Linked DNA regions of Homo sapiens: region 2 is linked to region 1. Evidence: chromatin loops called from intact Hi-C (ENCODE). Cell type or tissue: heart left ventricle. All regions are shown on one strand. Links, peaks and the distances in the headings refer to the core of each region. The heading gives the core; the rest is flanking DNA.

What was found. A loop is a pair of places that touch in the nucleus more often than their neighbours do. Peaks named below come from ENCODE experiments on the same cell type or tissue, not always from the same donor. Only the 100,000 strongest peaks of a DNase experiment are listed, where the experiment ranks them.
Region 2: it touches region 1 in a loop (6-fold over the local background); 2 of 110 quality-filtered maps call a loop at or near these places.

What each region holds. Positions count from the first base shown.
Region 1 is chrX:13,746,801-13,754,800 of GRCh38, reverse strand. It overlaps OFD1 (OFD1 centriole and centriolar satellite protein), which reads right to left. Exons shown (of 23, transcript NM_003611.3): 8 at 7,848-8,000; 9 at 5,268-5,374; 10 at 3,433-3,552; 11 at 1,360-1,433. Among named protein-coding and RNA genes, the nearest start is that of OFD1, 16 kb to the right of the region's middle. In heart left ventricle, for the core only: CTCF peaks have their summits at 4,426 (motif pointing left), 6,561 and 6,763 (motif pointing right); no DNase peak of the experiment used is centred there.
Region 2 is chrX:12,808,921-12,821,087 of GRCh38, reverse strand. It overlaps PRPS2 (phosphoribosyl pyrophosphate synthetase 2), which reads right to left. Exons shown (of 7, transcript NM_002765.5): 3 at 11,756-11,854; 4 at 10,942-11,066; 5 at 1,408-1,581; 6 at 285-444. Among named protein-coding and RNA genes, the nearest start is that of PRPS2, 24 kb to the right of the region's middle. RefSeq lists an enhancer at 82-1,281. In heart left ventricle, for the core only: a CTCF peak has its summit at 6,471 (motif pointing left); no DNase peak of the experiment used is centred there.

The DNA.
Region 1 (8,000 bases), core at 1-8,000:
TCTATGTAGATATATCATCAAACCATAATTTGTTACATACGTAATGGTATTAATGCATAAAAGAAGTATTAGTCTCCACAAGATAGTAAAAGGGGCTGGGCACAGTGGCTCACGCCTGTAATCCCAGCACTTTGGGAGGCCAAGTCAGGCGGACCACCTGAGGTCACGAGTTCGAGACCAGCCTGGCCAACATGGTGAAACTCTCTCTCTACAAAAATTAGCCAGGCATGGTGGCGCACACCTGTAGTCCCAGCTACTTGGGAGGCTGAGGCACAAGAATCACTTGAACCCAGGAGGCAGAGGTTGCAGTGAGCTGAGATTGTGCCACTGTACTCCAGCCTGGGCAACAGAGCAAGACTCCGTCTCTTAAAAAAAAAAAAAAAAAAAGACAGTAGCCACACATTGGGTATCTGGTCAACATCAACTATCTAACCCTGGTTTCCTCCCAGGAATCTACTTGAAATTTCCACCAAAACTTCAACTTCTTGTTACAGCAATTTCCTAGAAATACATTGAAATGGGTCGGGCGTGGTGGCTCACGCCTGTAATCCCAGCACTTTGGGAGGCCGAGGCGGGCGGATCACGAGGTCAGGAGATCGAGATCATCCTGGCTAACACGCTGAGACCCCGCCTCTACTAAAAATACAAAAAATTAGCCGGGCGTGTTGGTGGGTGCCTGTAGTCCCAGCTACTGGGGAGGCTGAGGTGGAAGAATGGCGTGAACCTGGGAGGTGGAGCTTGTAGTGAGCCGAGATCGCACCACTGCACTCCAGCCTAGGTGACAGAGCGAGACTCCGTCTCAAAAAAAAAAAAAAATACACTGAAATGTAAAACATCTGAAGATTGAAAAATTATTCAACTTCCATAGTCTCAGGCCAATGTACACAAGAGTTCAGAAGGTTATACATCAAGTAAAAATATTATAAAGCATAAAAATATATTAGAAGCAAAAGAAATAAGAAACTAGGTCACAGAGGACAGAGAAGTTAAAAGTTTTCCGTAAGTGAAAAATAAAGTCTCTCATGGTTAGGAGTAATACGTACTTGACAGCAATAAGTTGCTGCTACGTTCCTGACAATTGCAGATTTATCAAAATATATGAAATAAAGTTGGATAAAATATCCATGATAAATCACTGGCCTTTGTGAATATACAAACTATTAAACATGAAGGTTCCTCAAAAGGCAGTGAAGACCATGATTTTTAATTTATAAAATTAAAATTACAAAAAATGTGTAATTTTGTATGAACAATGAAGTGTAAGCTGTATTTTTTAGAATATAGAAAAGACCCAACTTGGGAAGCTAATAACCTACAGCAGAACTGAAAAATACAGCTTATTTTCCCCCCAAACATCACCTTTATTCTTCCTTTCATCTTCAATCAGTCGATTAGTTCTAATGATGTAGTCATCCTTCAGTTCAAGTTGATACCTGAGAATCAGAATGACTAAATATGAGCTCCTCAGGCATTTTTCTGGAAAGACTGTTATCAGTGCAGGAGCTTATCTATGGCACAGGAGCACCTGAGGGTGCTAAACATGACAACTTGTAAACTTCAAAGTCCTCAATACTAAAGCCAGGGATATAACCCCTGAACATAAAATGCCCAGTAAAACCCTTCCTTGATCCTATAAACTGGGTCCCAAAACTCAATCACACAAAATGAAGCGTCGTGTTATCATAAGGTTACTTACTGAAAGCAATCACTTTTCAGTTGGTCTCAACTGACACAAAGAGCAAAGGGGTAAATTAAATTTACACAGCACACAACAGACTCAATCCCAAATGATAATCAGACGGTCACTTCCAATCCACCTGTACCATCTGCCCACCCCCAACCAAGGTAAGAACTTTTGTGCTCAGGGACTAAGCACAGTCCTGAGAGCCAACTGCCAAGAGCATTATATCCGGATTAGCAATACCAAAAGGCACATTTTCACAGTTTCACTTCCCTTTCCCAGCTGTTACCAGCTGCCCTTTTGGTTCCAAAAGGAAATAGAAGCACTCCTGTGGCGAAGAGCCTCCAAACTCCAACACCTGCCAAAGTCATATGAGGATTCCCAAAGCCAGGCAGACACCATGCAGCCTGTGGAAGCTGTCACAATGACACCAAATAGTTCACTAGCTCCATAACTATGTAAAATTAACACACATACTTTAATTCATTTATTCCTAAAAATTCAGCAACTACAGACACTTCCATTTTAGCTATTTTAGTATAGAAACTGACATAGAAGATGTGGGTAAAATACATCATTTCAAAATCAATAGATAAAAAAGCTGCCATATTTTTTAAAAATAGGATTTGTTTAAAGGATTACCTCAAGAAACCTTTGCAATATTATGTAATGGAATATCGATGACAAATTATGAGAAAGGCAATAAAAGAGGCCAAATAAGAAATGCCCAGAGCACCTGAGTTGAATCATTTCCTCGTGACACATTTACAACAAATATTAACTGAGCACTTTTTATGTGCCAGATGCTTTCCCACACACTGAAGAGAAATGTTACCACATGGGCATAATGTCGTAGCACTGAGATATTATTCACTGATACACAAAACTCAGACTACAGAAAAGCCAAAGTTACCATAGTTGTCCATATTTTCCTTTCCCTATATCACTTTTTGCCTCACATAGTTAATTTTAGCTCTTTTGATTCTGGCTTTGCTGAATCTTGAAGGAATACAAGGCACATGTTCACTGACAAATACTATGACCACTAGTATAATTTATATATTGTCAGATAACCCCATCCTTCTGACTGTATGAGTGAGGTAGAGGAAAAGATAACTAAAAGTGGTTATAATTCCAATTTTACAGCTTATCAACTATGCAAGCTAAGCAAGTCACAAGGTGTCCTGAAAATTAAAGCAAATCACAGCCCACAATAAACGTTAGAGAAGCCATAAGAAGCGCAGAGGATGTGCTTCTCTGTATTTTTTTATTGTTGTTAATTTTTGAGATGGATTGTCACTGTCACGCAGGCTAGTAGAGTGCAGTAGCACAACTTCAGTTCACTGCAACGTCTGCCTCCCGGGTTCAAGTGATTCTCCTGCCTCAGCCTCCCCAGTAGCTGGGATTACAAGTGCCCACCACCACACCCAGCTAATTTTTGTATTTTTAGTAGAGATGGGGTTTCACCATGTTGGCTAGGCTGGTCTTGCACTCCTGACCTCAGGTGATCCGCCCACCTCAGCCTCCCAGAGTGCTGGGATTATAGGCATGAGCCACCACACCCGGCCCTTATCTTTTAAAAACTATCCTAACTCAAATGCAGGAAAGGATTGACTGTATCGATAAAACTATGTTTTTTTTTTTTCAAACACTAAAGTTTGCCTAAGTTACAGACTACTTTGTCAGTTTTTGTTATGTTTCTACCAATTTAATTTAAACATATTAGTTATTTAAAAATGCTAAACAATTACTTTAGAAGTTCATTCTTGAGCTTTCGGTCATAGGTCTCCTCAAAACTCTTTATATTCTGCTCCTGTCTCCTAAGTGCCTCAGTTATGCTTTTATGTTTTTCTTCCTGGAGCTTCTGGTTCCTGAAATTAACAAAAATATAAAAAGTAAATAAACTACCATAGCTGAGCTAACAAATTTAGGAAAAAATCACATGTGTCTAGTTCCACAGACTAAAACTGCTACATGATATCACTACTGGGAAGTAGAAGGAAAGAGCCAGAAGTCCTCAGTGTATTTTATGAACTGACCTAGTTACAGCATATTGAAACTAGCAGAATTGACTGTGCTTTGGGCTGAGGGGAGTGGGAGAGTCTCAAGAGGGAAGTGGTTTCTCACTGAAAATAAACACTCAAACAATGGTTATAGGTGATAAATAGCCAAAATCAATCCTGGGATGAAATAATGATATTATTAGTTACAAAGTAACAAATAAGTGTACTTATGTGCTTAAATCTTCTATAATGCTGTTTCTAACTGTGGGATTTAATTAATTAGTCCATACATATTCAAGGTACAATATGTGTTTTTGTCATTTAATAACCAATCAGCTTTAGCCAAGTGTGGTGGCCCGCACCTATAATCCCAGCTTTTCAGAAGGCTGAGGCAGGAGGATTGCTTGAGCCCAAGTGTTTGAGACCAGCCTGGGCAATACAGAGAGACACTGTGTCTTAAAAACAAAACAAAACAAACAAAAAACCCTATTGATTGAATATTGAAAAAAGTACCAAAAGAGAGGGCAAAAGATAGATGGATCAATCAGGGCTTCCAAATACTGAAGAATAGAATGGTCTTCATAGTGAGACTTTAAATCAACCATAGCACCAACTCCTTAGCCAGGGAGGTAGGTTCATGGGTGGTGAGATCCAGCCATCCTGAGAAGTGCTACAAAATGCTGACTAGTCTAAGAACAGGTAAAGGCTCTAGGTATTAGCTCCCTCTGCTGGTAATCTGGAAAGCCATGGAGAGGTAAACTACATTTATTTAGTTTATATGCTGAGAAGGAGGGAACAAGAGTAGAGAAAATGGAGGTAAAGGAATGATGAACTCTCTCTGCCCCAATTTTGTGCCTATTTCCTCTCTCTTGATCAATTTACCTTTTCATTATTGCCAAAAAGAGAGTAAGGTAGACAGAGAGTTGAAATCAAACAAATCAAGCCTATAGAAGTGAGAAAAAAACATTAATGGAGCCAAATTCTTTAATGAACTAAGATTCCTGGAGTATCTATGGGTGTCAATAGCAGATTCCCAAAGGAAGAGAAGGCTTATTGCACAAACTATAGACAGGTGAACTTGCCATCAATCCCAGGTAAGATCTCAAGGATGAAACATTTGTGAGCACTTAGAAACAGTGAGTAACAAAGAAATGGTTTCACCAAGTACAAGTCAAGTTGGACCACCATACTTCCTTTTCTGAGCACACAGCTGGTAAAAGCTGCAGGCCTGGATATATGGAATTCAGTTACTATACATACACACACGGAACTATCAGATCTGAGGGACTGAATGTAACTGCAAAACATACGATCTGTTCCAGTATTAACAGCTTCTCCAAATAATCTGTCTGGTCTTACTGTAGCCTGATGATAGCATCTCATTCGTCTTTTCATCTTAATGTTTAATATTTCAAAAACAAAACCCTAGTGTTTGTTCCTCTTAATTTGTACCTTCTAGGTGATATCCCCTTTACAAATAAGAACTCTACTTGGCAATGAACATTAGAATATTTAGATATATATTTAGTAATTCTTTTTAATCTCATCATTCTGAATATCCAAAATGAACATGCATTACTTACAATTCAAAAGCTTCAACTCTTTGCTTCAGCTCTGCTTCTCTTCCTCTTAGCAAATCCATATCTTTTAGTAAAAGTTGCCTTTGAGCATAAATTTCTTTTGTTTCAATCTGTATAGAAAAGCATTAATTTTTAGCAAGCAAGCTAATGAAAGCAAAACAGATTTGAATGAATATACTGCTTCCTACATTCCAAAAAGCAAAGTACAGACATTTAGGATAACAATTTCACCTTCAAGAGATTCCGACTCAAGGTATACTTTTTGCGTATTCTAGTTGCATAAAAATTTACTCCCCCAATGACTGTTAAACTACCATTACCCTACAGTCCTAACATGCCATGTGAAATTTATGCTATTTAGTTCTTTAACATCTCTCAGTCCCTTATCTAAAAAAATTTTTTTTTTTTTTTTTTTGAGACAGGGTCTCACTCTGTCACACAGGCTGGAGTGCAGTGGGGTGATCTTGGCTCACTGCAACCTCCACCTCCCAAGCTCAAGGGGTCCTCCCACCCCAGCCTACCGAGTAGCTGCAGGCACTACAGGCACACGCCACCAAGTCCGGCTGATTTTTTGTATTTTTGTAGAGATGGGGTTTTGCCATGCTGCCCAGGCTGGTGTCGAACTTCTGGACTCAAGCGATATGCCTGCCTTGGCTTCCCAAGGTGCTGGGACTACAAGCATGAGCCACCACACCTGGCGCCCTTACCTAAATTTTGGCAAGTTCCCCAGAAAGAAAAATTAAGCAAAATGTACATTCAGCAGTAAAACTCCAAAAGAATTGAATCCCCATGGTTTTTAGTGGTGGTGTCGTCTGAATGTTTCAGTTCACGGGTCATTCTGACTCAGAGTTAGCAAGCTCATATGAACTCCTAAAAGAATGGGCCATCCTTCCATTTGTGTGTTCACAGAGAAAGAATTTACTAACTACCTATGACATGTCAAGCAGCATACTGGGAACTGGATATAAAAAGGTAGACAGATATAGTCCTCATCTCTAAAGACCTCACAATTTAGTCAGGGAGTGAGAAACAATCACACTAAGATGTGATGATTTTGTAACTGAAGTACATAAAGACTGATGCAGGAATGAGGCCTAAATGGGTCGCTCAGTGGGAGTCAGGGACGGCATCACCCAGGTGACATCCAAGCTGGGTCTTGAAAGACACTATGGTTTTTATCAGGGAGAGAAGGGGATGGACAGTCCAGGTGAGGGAATAAAGACATGGTGCTTCTTATGAGGATGACAATCTTCTTCAAAGCCTTCAGATGATCAGATAAATAAACAGGGATCTAGTCAGTCACCTATCTTGAAGGTTGAAGTTATTAGTCTAAACACAATCCAATCATCTCAAAGATATGTGCTTCTGACATTCATTTTTATAGCTGAAGCAAACCCAATTCCCAGAAATGCTATACAAAATTTTAGAGGGGGTGCCCTTAGCATTAAACAACTAGGTCTTATTGAGAAGCCCCAGGCGAGAGTGGACACTAGGGGGAAGCATTCCTACTTTCAACATCTGACAGCAGTAGTTCTGGATGTATGTTGGAAATAGTGCTGTAAATCTAGTTTGGTCTAAGACACGCCCTTGGGAAAGGAATATGATTTAAAGGAGTAGATCCAATCCTGCTTGCCAACATGGACTCCCTCTCACTCCTCACCCTCTCTGTCTCCTGTCCAGTTACTTTCTGGGGTGACAAGATCAAATGGTCACATGGATGACCCTTGTGGTGACTCCTTTACCCCAGGGACCTTCACCCTTGCTCATTTCCATGGCTCTCTCCAATGGCAGCATACTGCATTTGGTTTCTAGTCTCCACCTGAAACCTCATCCTGCAATTCTGTAATCTTGGACCATCCTCATTCTTCCACCTACCAGTCTATCCAGATCGAGTCCTTGATCACTGAGACTGCCACTCAACCCTTCCTTTCCCCCTAGGTTAGCAGCCACCTGCCCTCTCCTCTGCTTCCCTTCACTACCCAAGAGAGCCCCAGAATCTTCGATTAAGTAGGCTGCCTTTCTCTAGTCAAATAAGGCTCTGAAAAGCTCTACTTCCCAAGCATCTCCATCTTTCCACCCTCACTGAAAGGGACAGAGAGATACTTACAAATCCTCCCCAGAACTAGAACAGAAAACTCACTTACAAGCACCTGGTTTGACCTCTCTCAATTCCAGGCTCCCCCAACCACAGCTGAGCCCTCAATACAGGTGATCAGTCCTCTCTGCTTTAAAGGGCTGTTCTTCCCTTACCCACAGGAACTACTCTGCACCTCCAATCTGCTCCTAAAACCCAAGATCTAACCCTCTAATCTGCCTGAGGAGATGGAGCTTATTTAGGGTGTGTTTCTCATAATCCCAACTTGATTGTTCACCTCCACAGTTCTCGCCTTTCCATCAGTCTCAGAGGAAGCAAATTTGTGTATCCTTTTCAAGGACCATCCTTCTATTTGCACTCTTGGCCCCAGTCCCTATTGCTCTTCTGGGGCCTTGTTCCATCAACTGTACCATCCTGTTGCTGGATCTCGAGCCAACCTACTAATAGCTGCAGGAAATAGCCACCCATAAAATATTTGTAAATACCACCTCTTGGTGCTTGTGAATTCTTTCAAGGGTACTCTTTTCCCGAAGAACGAGAGCTTCAGATTTTGCTTGACAAGCTTTTTCAAAATCATTCTGGAACATGGTTAACTCCTTTTCATACTTTTTTTTTGCTTCCATTTTAATTTTTGCTATCTC
Region 2 (12,167 bases), core at 1,572-9,571, 940 kb after region 1:
TCATATGATAATTCTAAGTTTAGCTTTAGCACAACCCGTTTCTGACTGTTTTTCCATTGTGATTTTCTTCACTCTCTATTTCTAAATAGCGAACGTTGACCTCTGCTGGTCCTGGCCTTTTTCAGGGATCTAATATGATTTATATCCTGCCGTCATGAGAAGCTGCCGCCTCTGCCAAGCATGTGCCTTAGCAAGGAGCCACACACACACAAGACATGATGCTATTTTTAAGGATCTAAAGTAGGTGCCTGGCTGCTTGGCTGCCTTTGGTGTATAGACAGTACCTGAATCTTGGTGCAGTGTTTCATTTTGTCCTCTTGCGGAATTGTGTTTGTGACGACAACAGCCTCAAAGGCGGCATTATTTATTCTGGAAATAGCTGGTCCAGAGAAGATCCCATGGGTAAGGATAGCATACACTTTGGTGGCTCCAGCTGACAGCAGCCTGTAGAACAGCAGAAGATAAAAATTAAGGGTATGCAAATATTCTTGGAATACTCTCCCCTAGTATGAATGGTAAAAGCACAAAGTGTGCTCCGTAAAAGAAAAATGCAACAAATTTCACTCACATTTATTAACCTAAGATAGGATCACTCAAGCATGAGCAAAACACTTTGTATTCCATTAAATCGGGGACTATCAACCTTGGCACTTGAGCCAGGATAATTCTTTGTCACGGGGGCTGTCCTACGCATTATGGGAAAATTCAACAGCATCCCTGGCCTCTACCCACTAACGACAACCCACCCCTCAGCCGTGACAACAAAAAATGTCTCTAGACATTGCCACATGTCTCCCAGGGAGCAAAATCACTCCTGGTTGAGAACCACCTGTTTAAACCAATATAGCCAAACATCATTGTTTTGATGTGTAATCAACATAAAAACATATATGTAAATGAGATATATATTCATTGTTTCATATTAAGTCTCCAAAACCTAGTGGCCTTTTTATACTCTCAGCACATCTCAAGTCAGACTGGCCATATTCCAAGAGCTCCACGGCCACGTGTGGCTGGGTGGGGGCTTCCATACTGGGCAGCAGCTCTACAAATCCTCCAGACACCCATGTGGCTGAGAAGGCTGGCACGAAAGCCAAATGGAAGGAAGCTAGGGCCTGAAGAAGCCCGAAAAACCATCTTTCCTGTCGTGCTCAGTGCAAAGGGAAGCACCTTCTTTGACCTTTTTCCAGGTACACTACAAGCTCACCCTGGAAAACGAAAAGGCCCGTGCTTTCTTTTCTACCAGAGAAAGAAGTATAAAGATAAAAGGGCCTAGAATCTCCTTTGGTCTAAAACTCCACTGCCAAGACCGGCAATAATCAGGAAAAAAGAGCCCAATTTCTAAAAGCTGATGTGTTTCCCTTTCCTAGTGAGAAGTCCTAACGCTTTCCCCACCGCCCTGCGTACTTGTCCGCAGCATGGCAGATGGTGCCGCAAGTGTCAGCCATGTCATCCACGAGGATGGCCACACGGTCCTTCACGTCGCCCACCAGGACCATCCGGTCCACTTCATTCGCCTTCTTCCTCTCTTTGTGGATCAAAGCAAATTCCACATTCAACCTGTCTGCAATTGATGTAACCCTGGCAAAGGCACAAATGAACATGTTCATACAGTCAACTAGAGATCTCGCCTTTAAAGTTGTATTTTGGGAATGTAGCAGGCAACCACACCCGAGAGATGATGCAAGAATCAGGCCTCTCTTGATCAGCCCAGGCATGGTCTGGGGCAGGCACTTAGCAATCCACAGGGAGAAATGTGCTAATGGCGGACCTTGCAATTGGGGCAGCTAGGAATGACCGTCAGGGCACCCTGGCCACTGGATAGAACTACTGGGTAAGAATTTGATATTCAGTTTGTTAGTATTTGTGGGTAGCATTTTAAAACCATGACAGGTACAACTTAAAGTAAGTTATTTAGGAACTACTATTTGCCCAGTTTGTGGCACAGATAGTGGGGACAAAAGTCCTGGTTAATACAGCCATCTAATATGTAGGCTAGTCAGGATGGGCTTCATTGCATTCAAGGTCTAAGGAGACTTTAAACTGTGAGTCCAGCTCCTCTGCTCATCTAAGGCAAATGCTCAGACATCAATGGTGCCAGGCATGGCATCGTGCCTGTAGGCCCAGCTACTCAGGAGTCGCAGGTAGAAGGATGGCTTGCGTCTGAGTTCGAATACAGCCTGGACAACATAGCAAGATCCCATCTCTTTAAAAAAAAAAATCACTAGCTCAGGAGGAGCTGAGCTGCCAACAGGAAGAGAAAGTGGGCAGGCCTCGCTTGCTGGTGAGCCTGGGGCATTTCAGATTTTCCTGTGAAGAGTGGATTTAAATGGTGAAACTTATTTCAAGACAATGCCACAGGTATAATGTAACATTAAGATTTTCCTTTTCCAGTTTTTAAAATAACAGTCATTATGCAATTTAGCTGAAAAAATGCTTTGGGGACCAATACACACATGGCCCAACTTAAGACGCAGTACATGGAGGATATAACCTCCACACACTAGTTTTAAAGTCCTAGTCCTACTCATTGTGTCATCCTCAGATGACGACCAGGAATGGAGCTCCTCGCGTGCTCTGATGAAGGACAGAGGGGACACTCTCTGGGGCTGAGAAGGCAGTGGGAAGGGCAGTTAGGTGCTCCAGGCTCCCCTCCCTATTTCTGAGGATTTTCACAACACAACCAGTGTTTCTTTTCTTTTCTTTTTTTTTTTTTTTTTTGAGACAGTTTCACTCTTGTTGACCAGGCTGGAGTGCAATGGCACAATCTCGGCTCACTGCAACCTCTGCCTCCTGGGTTCAAGTGATTCTCCTGCCTCGGCCTCCTGAGTAGCTGGGGTGATAGGCATGCACCACCACTCCTGGCTAATTTTGTATTTTTAGTAGAGACAGGGTTTCTCCATGTTGGCCAGGCTGGTCTCGAACTCCTGACCTCAGGTGATCCGCCCACCTCAGCTTCCCAAAGTGCTGGGATTACGGACATGAGCCACTGTGCCCAGCCAGTGTTTCTTTTCAATTGTGGTAAAATATACATAACACAGAATTTATCCTTGGAGCCATTTTAAAGTGTATTAATTCAATGGCATCAAGTACATTCACAACATTGCACAACTATTATCTCTGTCTAGTTCCAGAACATTTCATGATATCAAAAGGAAACCCCACACCCCTTAAGCAGGCACTCCCTATTCTCCCCTCCCCCCAGGCCCTGCCAAGCATGAATCTATTTTCTGTCTCTATTCTGAACTTTTTGTATAAATGGAATCATAAAATACGTGCATTTTTGTGTCTGGCCTCTTTCAATTAGCATAAACTGTTCATAGTCCATCCACACGGCTGCATAGATGAGTACTTCATCTCTCTTTAAGTCTGAATAACATTCCATTGGGTGGATACAGCGCATTGCGTTCATCCATTCATCTGTTCATGGCCACTCAGGTTGGTTCCACCTTTTGGCTATACTGAATACTGCCGCTATGAACACTGGTGTATAAGTATCTGTTTGAGTCCCTGTCTTCAAGTCTTTGGGGAATATACCTCAGAGTGGAATTGCTGGGTCATATGGTAACTCTGTATAACCTATTCGGCTAATATTTCCTTTTTTTTTTTTTTTTTTTTTATGAGGAACATCTTTTATTTCTTGTAAAGAGGGGAAAATAAGATTTTTTAATATTTCTCACTCATAAGATTTTTAAACTCTTAAAAATGCAATATCCTCTTTTCAAAGCACATGCCATCTTAAAAAAATCTTAGCAATGTACATTTGCACTCAAAGAAAAACATGGCAGCACCACTGTCTTCTGACAAAATTCTGCATAAAAAAACCCTATGCAACTTTTTGCAAATATGTTCCTTCTTTATTATTCAGGGACACCAAACCACAAACATTCAGTGCAATATTTATTGTTTTTTATTTCCGTAGGAAACACAGGACCAATGATGTCTTCTGACAACTGTTTCCTGATGATTTGTTGGGTTTATTGGATCTGAGGATCCTCGGATCCAATAAACCCAACAAATGAATTCCCAAACAATCTTAACAAAACTATAGAAGACCAAGAAAGCTTAAAAGAGACAAAGAATAAAGACAAGTCACCTAGTAAGGATGGCCAAGTCCTCAACTTCCCCAATGGAAGCCAGAAGTTATGGAGTCATATCTTCAATGTGATATGAGAAAATAACTCTCAGGCTAGGAGTCTATACTCAGCAAAACTGCCTTTCCAGAAGGAGAGCAAAATAAAGATAGTTTCAGCCAAACTATACAACCTGAGAATTTATTTCTAACATATAACCACTTAAAGAATGCAACTTAAGCAAAAGGAAAATCACCACAGATACATTGAGATGTGGTGAGGGGCAGGGGCAGAGAAAGGTAAGCAAAGATATTGATCAATATGTGGACAAATCTAAACAAATGTTGATTGTACAAAACCAAAATAATAATAATGTCTACTTTGTGGAGAAGGAAAAACTAAAGCATATAGTAGCTAAGCATGGTGGCTCACACCTATAATCCCAGCATTTTGGGAGGCCGAGGCAGGCAGATCACTTGAGCCCAGGAATTGGAGACCAGCCTGGGCAACATAGTAAAACCCCATCTCTACAAAAAATACAAAAATTAGCCAGGCATGGTGGCATGCGCCTTTAGTTCCAGCTACTTGGGAGGCTAAGGTGGCAGGATTACTTGAGCCTGGGAGATCGGGGGCTGCAGTGAGCTGTGATCGCGCCACTACACTCCAGCCTGGGCAACAGAGCAAGACTCTGTCTCAAAAACAAAAAAACCACATAGTAAGGTGGTGGTCATAAATCCAACTATGTCAATTATCATAAAAGAAAAGGGACCAAACTTTCCAGTTAAACACAGAGACTGTGAGATAAGAGAATAAGACATCAACGTCCTTGAAGCAAAGGGAATCATTACTATATTGAGGTCCATGTTTCTCCTACCCTTAGAACACTCATCCTACCCTTAAAACACTCATTCTTCAGGATGCAACCAAAACCACAGTAGCCCTAGCAGATACCCTTTGTTTGTAAACTTGTCTAGCTGTCAACAGTTTCCTTACTTAAAGATTTAATTAAAAAAATTAATTTAAAGGCCAACAAAAATTTTGCTCCATCATCACCTTAAAACACCTACAGTTCAGCCAGGCACGGTGGCTCACAGCTGTAATCCCAGCACTTTGGGAGGCCGAGGTGGGTGGATCACCTGAGGTTAGGAGTTCAAGATGAGCCTGGCCAACATGGTGAAACTCCATCTCTACAAAAATACAAAAAGTAGCCGGGCATGATGGTGGCTGCCTGTAACCCCAGCTACTTGGGAGGCTGAGGCGGGAGAATCGCTTGATCCCGGGAGGTGGAGGTTGCAGTGAGCCAAGATCACGCCATTGCACTCCAGCCTGGGCGACTGAGCGAGACTCCATCTCAAAAAACAAACAAACAAAAAAACACGTACAGTTCTATTATCTACATGCCAATGTCATAAAAGCCACTCAAACTCCAGGTAAGGAAAGCTACTTTCTGGGAACATGAGACAGGTTTTCCCAAGACACATGAACACCTCGCACAAAATGTCCACATACATTACCGTCTGCTTATTTGGTAACGACTAGGCAGATTTGGGCATGACAGGATACCAATCCACAGCCCAGCACTGGGAAGCACTGCCCTTTGTGGTGGAAGTTCTATACCGGAGAAGTTAAAGCAGAACCTGTTTTCATCTCTCTGCCAGGTGGCGCCTGTTCTCACGAGCCTGCTCACAAGCAGACAGCAGGGTAGGCATGGAAGTGGGACTGGGAAAGAAGGTGAGCTCTGTGGTTCTTGGCAGTGGGGGACACAGACATCTCACTTGAGTGGGGAGCCCTAGCCACTAAAAGGTATCCAATGGTAATGTCAGAAGAAGAAGATAAGAGAAAATACCCCTGCAAACAGCTTCCTGGGTTGTTAGAACGCTATGATTTCCTGAAAAAGCTATAGGTAACTCTTCTTTTCCTTGTATATCATGGAGACCTAATACATACTCCTAACAAATGATGTTGACACAACATACCACACTGAAATCTTAGGCAGAAAAAGGCAGAACGAAAATTATATACATACAGTTTTGGATTTCTTCTGGGCACATATTTACAATCTTTTCTCTGTGGGTGCATGTGCCATATCAGCTCCCCCAGGAGAGACAGATACATAGTACACCAAATTATTCATAGTGGCATCACTGGTTGAGATATAAAGTGTTAAGATTTTCTTCTTTCTACTTTCCAAATTTCCTATAGAGCATCTTCAAAGATTATGTAATCAGAAAAAAAGTTAAATCTGAGTTATCTAGTTTTACCCTCTTCCCATACCACTTTTAGGTTGACACTTGCTATCTCAGCAGTGGTAGGTAGGTTTCTTAGGTTTAATTTTCTTTCCGTGGTCAACCCAACCAAGCTACAAAGCCTACCCAAGAGTGACCTCCTGTGGCAACATTCAGTTTTACCCGGAACGAGTCAAGCTTCAAAGCTTTTTCTAAAGCAACAAGCTCCAATTGGTCAGACAGAAATTTACAGTATTTTATTTTGCTAACTATGACCTTTTGCATCAAGCAAAGAAGTCACAGATAATGTCAACTGCATATGTCATGTATTACCCGCAAGGCTGTTCTGAGGAGACTGTCAGTTGGGGGCTAGAATATGAGGATGACAATAATGTGTAGCAGAAACACTTGGAAAAGAGAAAGGAGGTGACAAAAATTCTGAAATGTACTTCCCTAAAAAGCTTGATTTTCCTGGCAGAGGGAGCAGGGGTGATTGAGTGCAGACTGCTTGAAAGGAGGTCTCAACAAAACAAAACAGCATCTCAACCCCAGCCATTTATTCTGTTTACTTTATTCTGCATTTTTTTAAAAGTAGGAGTTGGCAAATAGCTATCTATTTGAAATGGGGAACTCTGTATATGATGAAAGATGCCATTTCAAATCAATAGAGGTGGATTATTTAATAAATAGTTTTGGAAAAACTAGACAGTAGAGTCGGGGGTGGGGGGGCTGGATTCTTATTTCATTCTTTATTCCAAAATAAATTTCAGATGGAAGTAAACTTGGGACATTAAAAAAGAAAAAAATATACAGAATCATGGGAGAAGACAAATTTTAAGAGAAGGATGACTCCTACATAAACTCAGAAGCCATAATGTGAAGAAAAAATAAACCTGACTACGTAAGAAGGTTTTTAAAGTCCTGCAGAGAATAAAAATACAAAATAGGAGAAGAAATGAAAAAACTTGGAGAAATATTTGCAACACACATGAGAAACAGCTGTGATCTCGTCTATGCAAAACTGTAGACAATCCACAAGAAACGTCCCAGCCAAGAGAACAATAGGCAAAAGATTTGAATAGAGACCCATCTCATGGAAAATCAACATACCCTGGTGAGGGCACTACCCTCACCCACAGCAACCAGAGCTCACAGGAAGAGGATGCCATAGATCACCTACCTGATCTGGAAGTAAACTGCCTGATAACCCACTGTGTGAGCAAGGCTGTGTAGAAAGTCACTGGCATCCATACATGATGGAATGTCAACTGGTATATTTTTTGGAAAAGACCATATTTTGGCACTGCCCATCAAACCTAAAATGGCTCATGCCTTTTGACTCGGCAATTCCACTTCTAGGAACGTATCCTACTAGCACACGTGTACAAAATGTCAAAGCAACGATATTGCTTCACAACTGCATTTAAGAGTGCAAACAACGGCACCTACAAATGGGGAAGAGGGGGCCTGACTGGTCACAGGAGCTGTGGTACATGCACACAAGGGAATATTGCACAGCTGCACAACACGACTATGGAATCATTGTTAAGATACAGCAAGTGAGTTTTTCAGAAAAGCACAGTGAAGAACTGTGTACATCGCATTGCCATTTGCGTGAAATAAATAGGCAGATATACGCTTAAATAACACAATTCTGACACTGGAAATAACGGTGGCATTTAAAGAACAGGGATGGGACACTTTTGTACTGTCTGAATTTCTGCTAAGAGCATGTATGATATTCTTAGACTATGTATATAAAAACAAGGTTGGGGGAGGAAAGAAAGATGGTCATACAAATTTGTGGAATCTACTATTCTTTGGGCTGAGTAGCTGCCAAAATAACATTTTCTGGTTTACAAAGGTATCTGCCAGACACAAAGGCCATGTTCTATACTACCAATTGATATACAAAGTCTCCAAAAGATAACCCCATAAAGATAGAAAGTAGATTCCTGGCTGCCAGGGATAAGGTGGGGGGAAGTAAATGGGGAGTGACTGCTAATGGGTACAGGGTTTCTTTTTGGGGTGATAAAAATGCTCTGGAATTAGATAGTGATGGTTGCACAAATCTCTGAATATGCAAAACACTGCTGAACTGTACACTTTAAATGGGTAAACTGTACGTATTTGGAGTTTTTTGGTATTTTCTTTTTCTTTTTTGAGACGGACTCTCGCCCTGTCACCCACGCTGGAGTGCAGTGGCGTGATCTCGGCTCACTGCAACCTCCACCTCCCAGGTTCAAGTGATTCTCCTGCCTCAGCTTCCTGAATAGCTGGAATTACAGGCGTGCACCACCAAGCCCAGCTAATTTTTGTATTTTCAGCAGAGACGGGGTTTCACCCTGTTGGCCAGGTTGGTCTCGAACTCCTGACCTCAAGCGATCCACCTGCCTTGGCCTCCCAAAGTGCTGGGGTTACAAGTGTGAGTCACCACACCCGGCCAATTGTACGTATTTGAATTACATTGTAACAAAGCTGTTATTATAACCCAGTTACATCTGACGCTCGCTCCTGTACCCCTTTGGCTGGATTCTTTGCCTCTAACCTTCCACTGGGCCAGTGCATTTGCCTCATTTGAATGCAGATTCCATGTGACTTGCAGAAGTTTCCAAGTCAACTGCAAGCATTTCTAGTAGATATGACTCCAAAATGTTGCTCACAATCTTTTGCAGAGGACTCTCAGCGTCATTCAACCTTGATTCTTGGCCAAGGGCATTTTTGTGAACATTACACACCGTACAGTAATAGGCTACGTGACACAGCGCTGCCCTCCACCCCGTGACTGCCCACCTAGGGTCTTTGCAAGTTAACTTTCTGCTCCCGTCTTTTATATATTTGTGTCTCCTCCCTGGCCACAGCCACTTCCTGCTGCTGGCAGAGGCCGATCTCCAGCTGCATGGTCCGTTCCTTCTCTTCTGTGCTGGGAACCCCAGCAGCCGTTGGAAGGCAGCTTTGAGCAGAATGAACAAGGCTCTTCTAAGAATCAGGGCCTGTGTTTCCCTGCAAGAGTGTTAAGACAACTTTCTGGGCTACTTCTAAGCTTTTGTGTTAGATCCTAGGTCCTCAGCTGGGCTGCAGGCAGATGAGGGTGCCAAATGAGGGACAGGCTTTTGATGTCAGACATTCCAAAGGCTGATCACTTGTCACTCTCATCACTCCTCTATTAGTGCACATTTAGAGCTTCCTTGCTTCCTCACTGGACTGGGGGGTAGAAGTCTCTCCTACTTCTCCCTTATGGAGGTCTCTACCTACACAATAAAACTCCCTTCCCAGCTTTTTTTCTTCCCAGATAGCATCTGCAAAGCTCTACAAGGTCATTGGGTCACCAAGCCTCAGCTTGCAGCATTCTCTTATTGTGCTCATCCTTGATTCTGAACACCCTGTACCCTGATTGCTTGTTAACGCCTCGAGTATCTCTGTGAAGCCCTTCAGAGGTGCTACTTAGTACCACGTTCTCACACCACTGGGTGCCTCATCACTGCCGTACTGTTACGACCAGGTTGTTGTTAACTCTCCTTCACCTCAGTTTCCTTTTAAACTTACTTATTTGATAGTCCAGTAATTATTATCTTATCCCCAAGTATTGGCTGCCTGCTGCCCTGTTGTCTGCACATGCTGGGCCTGCGTGGACTGTGTTCTCTTGGTTTTCTAACTTTGGATCAGGCATCGGGTCAGGTTGAGCAGGGAGCACTCACCGAGCAGCTAGGATTGTGAAATTCTCCCTCTGCAGGGGCTCTGCAGCCTGGAGCACATTTTCGTGTGCATTCCACTCCACATCTGAATGTGGCACAGGCTCGTGGTTTGACTTCTCATAGGTGACTATTTCCTCCCCTAAACCAAAGGCCGAGGTAAAGATGGGCTTTCCCCCTGGCTTTTGGCTAGAAATCTGGCCTTCAGCCCTCTTCTCTTCTTCTTCTTCTTCTTTTTTTTTTTTTTAGAGTCAGGGTCTCACTCTGTTACCCAGGCTGGAGTGCAGTGGTGTGATCATAGCTCTCTGCAGCCTGGAGCACCTGGGCTCAAGTGATTCTCCCGCCTCGGCTTCCCAAGGTGCTAGGATTACAGGCATACATCACCGTGCCTGGCTTTAACTCCCTTCTTTATGGGGGTTTCCAGGTGAGTATTAAAACCCAAGCCACCAGGCTCTTGCTGGATCTGATGCCCATCCCCCAAGCCACCTGGACATGGCTTTCCGCCTCTGCTTTATTTCTTGGTCTCAGATATTTCCTTCTTGGTATTCTATGTACAGAGATTTCTTTTAAAAAAAAATTGTTCTATTTTGGCTACCATTTCCAAGTGCTGTTAATTAAAAGACTTATTTTCCAATTAGGCTCATTACTTTTATAATCAGAAAACGATAACTTAAAAAAACCTCAAACACATCTACCCTTTGCTGAAAACAAATAAACCAATATATACCTATTGTGTATGTGTGTCTCTGTATTTTCTTCTTTCCTGAATGACGAAATATTAACAAAGATGATGGGTTTCTGCTCTGGAAGTGAAGCCTGCGGTCTACTTACTTGCTCATTAGCAAAATAAAGCTTTAAGTAATTTACAGCATGCTTCCTTATCTAATACATCGGAAAAGGAAAAACCAATCAGCAGATGGAGAAATCTGCAAGGTGTAGCCTGCATGATACCTTTTGGCTCCCCCTGCGTCAGGTGAAACAATGATACAGTTCTTCCACTCGGCAATGTTTTCCCGAATCCACTGCAGGACTGCGGGCTCCGCATACAAATTATCCACAGGAATATCAAAGAATCCCTAAAGGGAGAAGTGAGTGTCATGTTGCAGGGTTTTGTTTTGTTTTGTTTTCTTTTGTTTTTTTAAACGATAATCGCTTTCATTAAATAACATTTGCATTTTTTGTTCAAAAGAAGCTTTTATAACAGACTCCCTTTTGTTAATTTTAAACAGAATTAAATCAAAAGACAGATATGTTATAGGGGCATATTTCAGTCCAATCTGTCTCTTGGGACATATTCCATTGTCTTATGATGGCCTATATTCTGAGGAATAGAATGGCTATGCAGGACGGTGAGGGAAAAGGTTTGTTGTCTCTTAAGTAGTTATTATAAATCAAATACTTCACGTTCATTATATAACACAAAGTGGCACAGTATAATTTGGCCTGTTTTAGAGACAAAGAAAATAAGTTATGAAGAAGTTAAAAAGTGTACATTATGACTGCCGTTCTAATTATTTTCCATAAGCTGAGATGGAACTATATAGAGCTTACTACCAAAAAGCCATCCCCACTCCTCCAAAATTGACTGGGGGGCAAGGTGGTGATAGAGACTGGAAGTACTAATATCAAATTATATTTTCAAGTTTAGTAAAGACAAAAATCCAAGAGAGTAGCCATATATAAACTCAAACACAAGTAATGTTACCTAAGATTATTTAATTTAACAGACTTGATTTAACCATTTGCAGAAGGAAAACACGGATACCTGTATCTGAGAAGCATGCAGGTCCATGGTGATGATGTGATCCGCCCCAGCCACCGACAGCATATTGGCCACAAGTTTTGCAGAAATTGGGGCACGACTCTACAAGTAAGAACATTAATTTTATAACAGGAAAAGATGGATACTGTTAGATTCCTCCCACTAAGACGTACATGAGAAGGATAAATCATAGATGCAATCAACGAAGCATCAAAAAGAAAATTATACATGTTGTGACAGCAAAAGATATATTCATTCCATCTTATTCAGCAAATATTTACTATTTACATATACTACTGCAAAACTAAGTGCTTGACGCTGGGTATAGAGAACAAATATGAAAGAAGCAAACAGTTAAACATATGTACATGTAATGTCACAATCTGTGTAACTGAAATCATGGTAAGTGTGTAGA